Linked DNA regions of Mus musculus: region 2 is linked to region 1. A link is a loop called in an ENCODE intact Hi-C map of the cell type or tissue named here. Cell type or tissue: left cerebral cortex. All regions are shown on one strand. Each heading gives the region's core, and the rest is flanking DNA. Links, peaks and the distances in the headings are about the cores only. Region 1 holds the start of H2ac22 (H2A clustered histone 22). Region 2 has its middle 8.5 kb from the start of H1f4.

Region 1 (5,385 bases), core at 310-5,309:
AACTTCAAGACATCTCTGATCAGGGTATTAGGTTTTCTTTCATGTAATATACCTACACACTTTGTTAGACCTCACAAAAGCCACAGCTCTCTTGATTAAAGTAAGCTTTATATTTAGAACTGGGAAGCCTGCTGCCTCTCCCAAGGTTAAGATTTCAGAGAACAGCCCCCTCACTGGCTTTTGAGGTACCTTTTATGAGGACATTAGGACTGATAGAAAAGTTGTGTTGTTAACATCAAGACAGAAGAGTCGGGGGCTCAAGGCTGCCTGTGAGGTAGATAAGTTATAAAAATACATCACGTGGAAGGGTAGTCATCAAGGTATCTGGTAAGAAACATTTTAGTAAGGCTAAAGGCAATCATATATCACAGGTTCAGGAGTTTAGCAAGGCAAAGGGGTGAGCATCATACATCATGGAGCCACAAGATGAGTACATTGAAAGACCTGCTTTGCAGGATACATTAGGTGTGGGAAACAAACTTACTCTTCTGAGGTATAGAGAGTTAATAACAATGTATTTCCTGTTTTGGTCTCACAACTTCTCTGGCTAATCTATTTACCACCACATTGTTAATCATGGCACAGTGAAAGGAGACAAGAAAACTTCACTTTCCCTCACAAGAATTCAGTCTGAATTTCATCTAACTCTAAAACAAGCCTGTAAGCGCAGTGTGAGGCTGAGGAAGGAGGTTTTCTAGTGAAGCCTTGTTACAGAGCACACACAAAATCAAAGATCCAAAGGTACCAATCTTCCGTGGAAAACCCAAACCCCAAACTCATATGGCGGGGGCGGGGGAAGGGGAGGGATGGAAGAGACTGTATTACATAATGGGATAGATTGAAACCTTTATTTTTATAATGTATTAAATACTTCTTTTTCAGGATCATATTGTGGAGGGTAGTTCACACTTCGGTCTCCACTCAGACAAGCCTCTATTTATGTTGCAGCTTCCGTACAATCATTTTAATTTCCTCAACTTTAAAAGGAAGGAAGATAATAGAATTTGTTCCACAGGATTCTATAGAGATTAATGGAGATGATTAAGGAAAATGGTTAGGCTTTATTAAGACCTTACAAGTCATACACAGCTAATGTTTCTTTTAGCAGTGGCACACTAAAATCTCATTGATATTTAACTACTTTGAGCTGTTCATATTCGCACCTAAGTCATCACCATTTGCATTTACTGTCCTAGAGGACTTACAGAAAAAGGGCTTTTTCGTCTTTAAAGTGGTTTGATTTAATCTTTACTTAGTATTTTATCCTCTGAAAAATTCCAGGACAATCCCAAACAATCAATATCCTTTTGAGGTTTTTTTCCTCCCACAATCTAATTCCAATCATCACCACACCAGCAGACAATGAAGGTGGAACAGAAGAAATTTACAAAAGTTGAATACACTTAGGAAAACGGAGGAAAGTTTTGTTTCCTTGGTGCTTAGCTGGGGCCTTGCAAGAACAAGTCTGGTTGTATAGGCCTGTAATTCCAGCGATTTATGAAACTGAGGCCGAATGTCCAATCTGGAGGTTAGCCTGGCTAGAATTAGTTTGAGAATATACTGCTAACCAGTGAAATTCATTCTGAAAACAAAACTTCAAACCAAACGACCAAGAAAACAGGACCCAATCAAATTAAGCTGCGCCTGACTACATCTCAAGTTTTCAGCGAGAATCATGTAGACCTCGGGGCTCCAATGAGGTATCTTATTGAACAGAATCTATTGTGACGTCTCAGCAGGAGTTCAAAAGCAGATTTGAGACATTAGGTGGTAGCACTTAACAAGACAGGCTAAATTTAAACTAAGAAATCCTCATAGATTCTGGGATACTAATTAGAAACAATTGTTAATGACAGTGTGGGTGCAGGAACTTAACCTAAGTACTCAGGACAGAGAGATCAGCCCTCGATCTCAGAGGTTAACCTGACTTCAGAGAATTCTAGGAGAGCTGGGGGCAGAAAAACAATATTAGGATTAAAATAAAAATGCAAAACAAAACCTCAAGACAAAAACCCTTACTTAACCCTAAAAAATAGTAACTAATATGTCCGAGTAAGGTAGAATCACTTAACAAGCAATCCATCTCTGTTTTGAGAATGTGGGTGGCTCTGAAAAGAGCCTTTGTGTTTGGAGTGAGTCAGACGAACTCACTTGGAGCTGGTGTACTTGGTGACAGCCTTGGTGCCCTCCGACACCGCGTGCTTGGCCAGCTCCCCGGGCAGCAGCAGGCGCACGGCCGTCTGGATCTCCCGGGACGTGATGGTCGAGCGCTTGTTGTAATGCGCCAGGCGGGACGCCTCGCTCGCGATGCGCTCGAAGATGTCGTTCACGAACGAGTTCATGATGCCCATGGCCTTGGAGGAGATGCCGGTGTCGGGGTGCACTTGCTTCAGCACCTTGTACACGTACACCGAGTAGCTCTCCTTGCGGCTGCGCTTGCGCTTCTTGCCATCCTTCTTTTGGGCCTTGGTGACGGCCTTCTTGGAGCCCTTCTTCGGGGCGGGAACGGACTTAACAGGCTCAGGCATGTTAGGTCAGGAACTCTACCACGCTACAACTTGCGCCGTGAGCCCTTCGCTTTTTAATAAGGCGTTATTCAAATGAGGCTTAGAGATACACATTTCTGATTGGTTAAAATTTTCAAATTTTCATGGCGTAGCGCCCAATGGAACTACGCTTCGGCATAAACGCCTCCCATTGGTCTAGACGAAAAGAAGAAGCCAGCCAATCGCGTAGGCTCTTTTTCGCGCTTGGAGAATCCTATAAAGGCCAAGCTCCTCCACTTTTGGCCTTTGCAGTTGTCAGTTCTTTCTTTTTGTTTAGAATGTCTGGACGCGGCAAACAGGGCGGCAAGGCTCGCGCCAAGGCCAAGACCCGCTCCTCCCGGGCCGGCCTGCAGTTCCCCGTGGGCCGCGTGCACCGGCTGCTCCGCAAGGGCAACTACTCGGAGCGCGTGGGCGCCGGCGCCCCGGTGTACCTGGCGGCCGTGCTGGAGTACCTGACGGCCGAGATCCTGGAGCTGGCGGGCAACGCGGCCCGCGACAACAAGAAGACGCGCATCATCCCGCGCCACCTGCAGCTGGCCATCCGCAACGACGAGGAGCTCAACAAGCTGCTGGGCCGCGTGACCATCGCGCAGGGCGGCGTCCTGCCCAACATCCAGGCCGTACTGCTGCCGAAGAAGACCGAGAGCCACCACAAGGCCAAGGGAAAATAAGACAATTGTTTCCTGATCATTTAAAAAACAAAGGCTCTTTTCAGAGCTAACACATTTGTCTTTTTAAGGAGCTTAAGCTTTATTGGTTGCTACTTTTTGTTACTTTCTATAGAAGGAATCTGTTTCTCCGATCCTCAGTTATCAAGGTGATTTTGGTAACATGTCCAATTCTTTTTTTAATGAAAAGAGATAAAAACACCACCTTTTCCCCTAAGTGGCTACAGAGTTGCAAATAGGTTACAAATTTAAAACCATTATATTTAAAGGCTATTATCTGCCAGTCTTTGATTTACAAAAGCTAAAGTTCAATGTTAGCTAGTAACAGCAATTTGTACTTAAGGTCACCATATGACAGCATCCTGTATTGATTTTCAACCATATTGGAATACATAACTAGTTTACAGGAGCAGTCTTATAAGATAAACATGTGCAAACTGGCAACATGAAAAGAGTCCACCTCTTAATGGCAAAGTGAATGTAAGCCGTTTGGAAGGTATCCAGGATTTGACCTATTTGGTCTAGCACAAAGGCAAACTCCAGCAAGCCTGGTCTGTCCAGGTTCTTGACCCGTGTGCAGCAACTGTCTTTCCTCATCAGTACCGAATGAGGCTCTTGAAAGGATAAAGAATGAATGTCCCCACATTACTGCTTTTTTAGAGTGGAGCCCTAGTTTCTACTTTTCCCTTTACTGAAGAATTCTGGCTTTAGTACCTATGTTTGGAAGCAAAGGAGAATCCAGGAGAGTAGAATGCCAGGGATTTCTTTCACAGGCCCAATCTCTTTCAGTATTTAACTCAGTCTCACCAAGAAGAATATTAGCAGGATTAAACATGCTCAAGGCAACCAAACCGGCCAAGTTTCAAACTACTTTATATAGGGGACTTAATGTTTAACCCCAAGTATATCACTTGGGTATAAGGATTAATTGAAGATGACACTGAACACAGGGATGGTGAAACACTTGACAGAAGTCTCCCTTTACAATGCCATGAAGAAAAATTTCCATTATTGTGCTCTGACCTACCAAAAATAATGCCCATCATTGAGGATTTTTGCTGGTTAGCCTCTCCTGTTACTAGTTTGTGTATTTACCTTCCCATGTATTTATTCTCCAGATCCTTAAAAGAGCCAGTAAACTTCATTTTTACGTTTTCTTGAGCTTGCTTGCTGCAAAGCTTTCTCTGTATATATTTTATAAATCATTCTCCCTGCTAAGATGCCATTTGTCAAGTCAATTTGCAGGTCCCAGGTACCAAGCTTAAAGTTAGATGAAGTTTCTTTTCTTTTCTTTCTTTTCTTTTCTTCTTTTTTCTTCCTGTTTTTATCTCTTTTCATTAAAAAGAGAATAGGACTCAAGTGTTTTGTGTTATAAAATTTCAAATAATGTGCACAGAGCCTGTGCTTTTCCCATAAGTAGAATGCTTTTTGGTTTTAAAGTAATTGTTGCAAGGAAAGCAGATTCTTGAGGCTTTTCTGCAGGATGCCAAGACCACTCACAACCTACAAGCCCCGGAGAATGGAGTCATTAACAGACAGCTTGGACACTTCACAATATACTTACAAAAACTATTAAAATTAAAGGTGGCATTACTTCCAAGAGTAACAAAAATGTTGACACATTTTAAAGGTAAATATCACTGACATTGCAAGAGAAGAATGGGAGAAAACTCATTTGCTCTAGAAGATAGTATAAGGTGTTTGGTAATTCTTTCCAAACAGCTAGAATCTCAAGAACCAAGCAACACCGTTGCCTTTAAAATGGGTTTTCTAGCAATAAAGTCATCTTTGGCCTCTGCATTGTGCCTCTTTTTTGTAAATGTAATGGAGAGAATGTCTGGGTGCAGTTGTTTTCCATGGGTAGAGAAAGAGGACAGGAGCCAGTTTTTTTTTTATCTCCTCCCTCTGCAAATAATAATAATAATAATAATAATAATAATAATAATAATGGAGCAACAACTCTGATTCTTGAATGATTTTGGAATGAAGAAAACAGGAATCACTTTTCAGCAGATATGTGGCAAGTCTGAGAAAAGCACAGGGGGAAGCAGCACAAAGATGGAGTTTGAATCTCTCCTTCCCAAATAATTACATATGGAAAAAAAAAACCAACCCATTTTGGCAAAGTGTGGGAGCTCAGGGGCACATCTAAGCTTCAACTACACTGATAC
Region 2 (5,385 bases), core at 158-5,157, 1.8 Mb before region 1:
AGCCCACTTCCTTTGTATCTCTTCAGCATCCCCCTGATAGTTACATCCACTTTCTTGGTCTGTCTCCCATCTCATTTCTCACAGCTCTCCCTGCATCTCTCTTTTGTCTCTTACTCTTTCCCAAAATCCTGTCTCTTCCTGCCAGTATCCCACCTCCTGTTCCCCGTGTTAGCTCATTGTCCATTGGCTTTTTTATTGACAGGTGATGTTTATAAGTGATTCACTCTACAGTAGTTCTACCCTGTATTTTAAACATAAAAGGACCCAGACTCAGATAACATGGCATGCAGGGAAATCACTGAGCTGGGAAATAGGTACCTTCTACTTACGCATTTATCATGTGATGATGAATGACACAGATGTAATAGCAAAAAGAATTCCTCCCATGGGAGTGATCTTGCAAGTCTACACCAATGAAAACAGATAATCTTCTCACAGTGAGCAGGGAATATTGAGAGCAACAGCGTAAGCAACTGCTATATCCTTACCCAGATTTTAGAGCTGGAAAATGAAAAAAAGACTAAATACCTTAGTCACCTAGTCATTGAGAGGTTTGATATTTGGTGCAAGGGGCTGTCTGCAGAACTGTCACTCTCACCTGTAGTTTACAGACGTGTACAGCCTCCTTCTGAAGTACATATAACTGGCCTGTTGAAAGCACTGAGCAGTAGACGGCACTTTTCTCTTTTCTGGATCAATCATTCTGGAGAAGCCAAAAGCCACAATGTGAGTTGCTGTGCAGCCTTGTGGATGGTCACATGTGCTCCAAACAGAGCTTTCTGCCAACAGCCACCACAGACTTGCCAAACCTTAGCGATTCAGAGTCCATTCTCCATTCAGTGGGCTGGTTAAGTCTACAGAAACCTGAAGGACCAGCTAACAACACCTCATGAGAAATCACTACTCGACACCACTCACTAATTACCTCCAGTTCCTACCACATGAAAGCTATATGTGATAATAAAACTTTACTATAGTTTCAACCTACTATGATGACTACTCTTGCCTGTGAACTTGATGAGATTTAGAATCACCATCTAAGCTTGTCTGTGTGAGATTTTCTAGATAAGTATGTCTCTGAGCAATTTCTCTAGGTTAATTGAGATCTGAAGACCCACTGTTTTAGTCAGGGTTTCTATTCCTGCACAAACATCATGACCAAGAAGCAGTTGGGGAGGAAAGGGTTTATTCAGCTTACACTTCCACATTGCTGTTCATCACTGAAAGAAGTCAGGACTGGAACTCAAGCAGGTCAGGGAGCAGGAGCTGATGCAGAGGCCATGGAGGGTTGTTCTTTACTGGCTTGCTTCCCCTGGCTTGCTCATCCTGCTCTCTTATAGAGCCCAAGACTACCAGCCCAGAGATGGTCCCACCCACAAGGGGCCTTTCCCCCTTGATCACTAATTGAGAAAATGCCTTAAACAGTTGAATCTCATGAAGGCATTTCCTCAACTGAAGCTCCTTTCTCTGTGATAACTTCAGCTGTCTCAAGTTGGCACAAAACTAGACAGTACACCCACCTTCAGTGTGACAGCACCATTCCTTAGTTCAGAGTCCCGCATTGGACCAAAACGAGTTTAGGAGCATTCGCCTCTCTCTACTCCTTGACTGTGGACACAAGACGGCCAGAAGCTTTGAATGCCTGTAGCCATTTCTTCCCAACTATGATGACCTACACCTCAGATCTGTTAGCCAAAATGAACCCTCTTCACTTAATTTGCCCTTTCAAGCATTTTGTCATAGCAACAAGACAAGTAACTTATACACATTTATTGGGAAATTTGTTACATAGTAATAGCTAACTCTGCAAAGAGTCTGTCTGTTTAACCATTTCTCCTAAACCACCAGTATTTATGAATTAATGATCCTATTTAATAGATAATGCTTGATTTTCAAACCAGCAGAGACATATAATATAGAGTACAGAAAAATAGATCAAGTAATAATCAGAATATTGCTAGAACATGTATTTTCAAAGTCCTCAAAAACCCAGCGGGTTGAAGATTTAGTGCCCACCCTTTAATGCTAGTGGGAAAACATAGAACCTGTAGAAAGCAGGGCCTAGTGGGAGGATACTAAATTATTAGAGTGTATATGAGGATGCCAGGCAACAGTCTCTCCTGTTCTCTCTCGTTTTCTGAGCAGCCAAAAGATAGTTTTCCACCATTATATACACCTTCAACACAGTCCCCAAAACAGTGGAGCAAGCCAACCAAGTCCACACCAAAACAGCCAAAGCAAACCTTTCTTCTCTTTATAAGTTGATTTCCTCAGATACTTGGCTATAGTAACAAAAATCTAACTAGTAGATAGAGGAGGAAGCTGAGGAGGAAGAAATCCAAAAGTAGTCTCTTCTTTCTCACTGAGATCTCTTTATTAAAGGTACCGATGAGATCTTTGAATACATAAATGATAAAGATGTTAATTAGGAAAATGATTATGGAACAAATATTAACATTAATTTGAAGGTAGTTGACATCTCTGAAAGCATTTTTTCATCCATGTCATCTTGGAGAATATCCTTATTTCCAGAATTAGATTTGTGTACTGCTCATAAGAATAGCATGTAAACGAACACTTATATTCTTAAGATCTCCTGGCCCAAGGAAGCACATACTAAAACGCTCATCCCTATATACAAACATTATCCACCTACACATTTTTGGGGGGGAAAAAAAAAAGGTTAACTTGCTGTAAATTTCAAAGGATTCCATCCAAGCATCCCATAGTAACTGGGCAGCCTCTATTAAGCTTATTATTATTATTATTATTATCATCATCATCATCATCATTATTAATATTAAAATGGAATCCGGGTACTGAAGTGGTGGCTCCCTGGTTAGCAGCACAGCACCAACACTGGGTGGTTCACTACTGCCTATAAATCTAGTTCATGGAGATCCAATGTCCTCTTCTGGCCTCTAAAGGCACTGCAGGCATGTAGCACACAGATACATCCAGGCAAAACACTGACACAGAAAATAAAACTTTTTAAAACTCAAAAAGAAGGAATAATGGAAAAGTTAAATGTAGAATAAGTGTAAAAGGGGTACCTATTAATACTTCAAATTTTTGTTTTAAATAGGCCATACAAATGTGAATGTGTTTGAGGGAGTCAATGATATAAAAATGTGTTTGCTTATGAAGCTTATTAACAAAATGAGTTCCTAAAAAGAATAACTAGTCAGTTACTAAATTACAGTAATGTAATGTAAATAAATGCAACAGTAATGTAAACCATTAATGTTTAGGCTATTCATTCCCATATAACAAAGAACCCACAAAATTTAGCCACTTAAAGAAACATTTGACTCTGCCCACTCAGTTTAACTTGAAAGGTCAGGCCATATGTTCGTGTCCTGGGGGGCTTGCACAGTGGTAGTCTTCTGGAAAGTGATTAGATTTTTTTGTTTTGTTTTGTTTTTGTTTGTTTGTTTTTCCAGGCAGGGTTTCTCTGTAGCCCTCGCTGTCCTGGAAATCACTTTGTAGACCTCAATGATGTGTTAGTCTCCTGCTGGGTTGGTAAAATAGAGTGACTGAGAAATGGGGAAAAATAGAAGATAAGGACCCACCTAGAGGAAATAGGTCTAACCCTCCTAACAGATGTTGCATCAGAAGTTCAGACAGGGTACAGAGGAGTCAGTTTGTCCTTGTGCCTTGATATGCAGAACTGCAGCTAAGGAGACATGATGCAGGGAGCTGGAAACCTTCATATTTCTGGTCCTTGCACTTGGGTGGTTTAAAAGCTAAAATGGCTAAGCAAAGTATCTAAATGGCCTCCACGTGCTACTGTCGTTATCTTATTTGGCGGCAACAGCAGCACTGCCAATGATAGCTCAGTAATCCAAGGTTACAAATAAATTATCCCCATTGTAACTAGGAAAATGTGGATTTATTTACTCTATGTGTAAATAAATATTCTGGGCTACTTTTATCATATGAAGCAGCCTCTAATTCAGTGGTTCTCAACCTGTGGGCCATGACCCCTTTGTGGATTGTTGGATGACCCTTTCACACAGACCACATATCAGATATTCTGTATACCAGATAGGTGCATCATGATTTATAACAGTAGCACAATTACAGTTATGAAGCAGCGATGAAAATAATGTTGTGGTTGGGGTCACCACAACATGAAGAAGTGTATTAAAGGCCACAGCGTTAGGATCTCTGAGAAGCACGAGAGAGTTAGGAAAGAGGCAGCCTGGACTTGTGGACATGATTAGACTCACCTGTAATGCCAGCAATTCAGAGCCTGGGGCAGGAAGATTATAAATGCCATGTTGATAGAACACCTTCTGCTTAAGAAAAAAAGGACAACAACAGCCCAAAACAAAAACAAAACACTTAAGGAAATCTCTTGTTAAAGAGAAAACAAAACAAAACAAAAAGCAAATAAGCCCCACTTCCAACAATAAGGTACAAAACACTAACTCTGATGTTATTTCAAATTATTTTCTAATAATTTCAAAAGCAAGGCAAATTGGACCATATTGCTCAAGGATACATGTACATATTAAATTAATAAAAAAAATAAATGTAAATTATTTCACTAAAAGTCCAGGTTATGAGAAAGAAGAACAGTATCTGAATTATTGAAGATATTAGCACCAGGAAAAAAAACTACCACAAAAAAAATTTAGAAAATACATAAATACATGCAGATTTAGACACAAGAATGAAAAATCTACCACTCTGAGGAAGGCTTTATTCTGAATTATTTTTATTTGTAGAAAAGTTGCAAGGAGCATGCAAGAATTTCCTTATTTCCTTCAACAGGCTTTCAGCAATGTTGATATTTTATATAGCTGCATATACTTATCAAGAATAGGAAATAGATATTGATACAATATTAACTAAACTTCAGATATTTTCCCAAATTCTACAGATTCCACTAGTGTCCTTTGTTAGCTCCTAGACATTATTCAGAATATCACATGGAATTCGTTTTTTGTTTTTCTTTTGTCTCTTCCAATCTGCAAGGGTTTGTCAATGGGTCTCATATTTTGAAAAGTGGTATCGGTTGGGTACTGAATGCAATTCCCTGTGTGTGCTAACTGAATACTCAGCCATGCACTCATATCCTCAATCATGGTCAGTCATTTTGAAGACTGTCCCTTGACTTGCATTTCTCTGATGTGTTTTCCTTGGAGTGATTTTATGTATTATCCTGATGGGATTTTATTTTCAAGTTGACACAATCCAGAGTCAATTGATAAGACAGGTCTCAATTAAAGTATGACCCAGTATTTTTAAATTAATTTTATAATATTAATTGAAGTATGGTCTGTGGCTATGTCTGTGAGAGGTCTTCTTGATTGCTGATTGAGAAGTGCACCTTTGGGGAAGTGATTCTGCCTTGTATAAGAAAGCTGACTGAACTCA

Evidence for each region. A loop is a pair of places that touch in the nucleus more often than their neighbours do. Peaks named below come from ENCODE experiments on the same cell type or tissue, not always from the same donor. Only the 100,000 strongest peaks of a DNase experiment are listed, where the experiment ranks them.
Region 2: a loop joins it to region 1, with 3 times the contacts of the local background. A loop is called at or near these places in 1 of 42 quality-filtered maps.

What each region holds. Positions count from the first base shown.
Region 1 is chr13:21,784,658-21,790,042 of GRCm38, reverse strand. H2ac22 (H2A clustered histone 22) reads left to right here and starts at 2,795. Exons shown (of 1, transcript NM_178184.3): 1 at 2,795-3,269. The coding sequence starts at 2,825. The coding sequence ends at 3,217. H2bc22 (H2B clustered histone 22) reads right to left here and starts at 2,555. Exons shown (of 2, transcript NM_178202.2): 1 at 2,152-2,555; 2 at 830-1,019. The coding sequence starts at 2,528. The coding sequence ends at 980. In left cerebral cortex, for the core only: a CTCF peak has its summit at 3,019; DNase peaks (open chromatin) are centred at 2,160 and 2,659; H3K4me3 peaks cover 1,360 bases; H3K27ac peaks cover 891 bases.
Region 2 is chr13:23,628,375-23,633,759 of GRCm38, reverse strand. No RefSeq gene overlaps it. Among named protein-coding and RNA genes, the nearest start is that of H1f4, 8.5 kb to the right of the region's middle. In left cerebral cortex, for the core only: a CTCF peak has its summit at 2,923 (motif pointing left); a DNase peak (open chromatin) is centred at 2,903.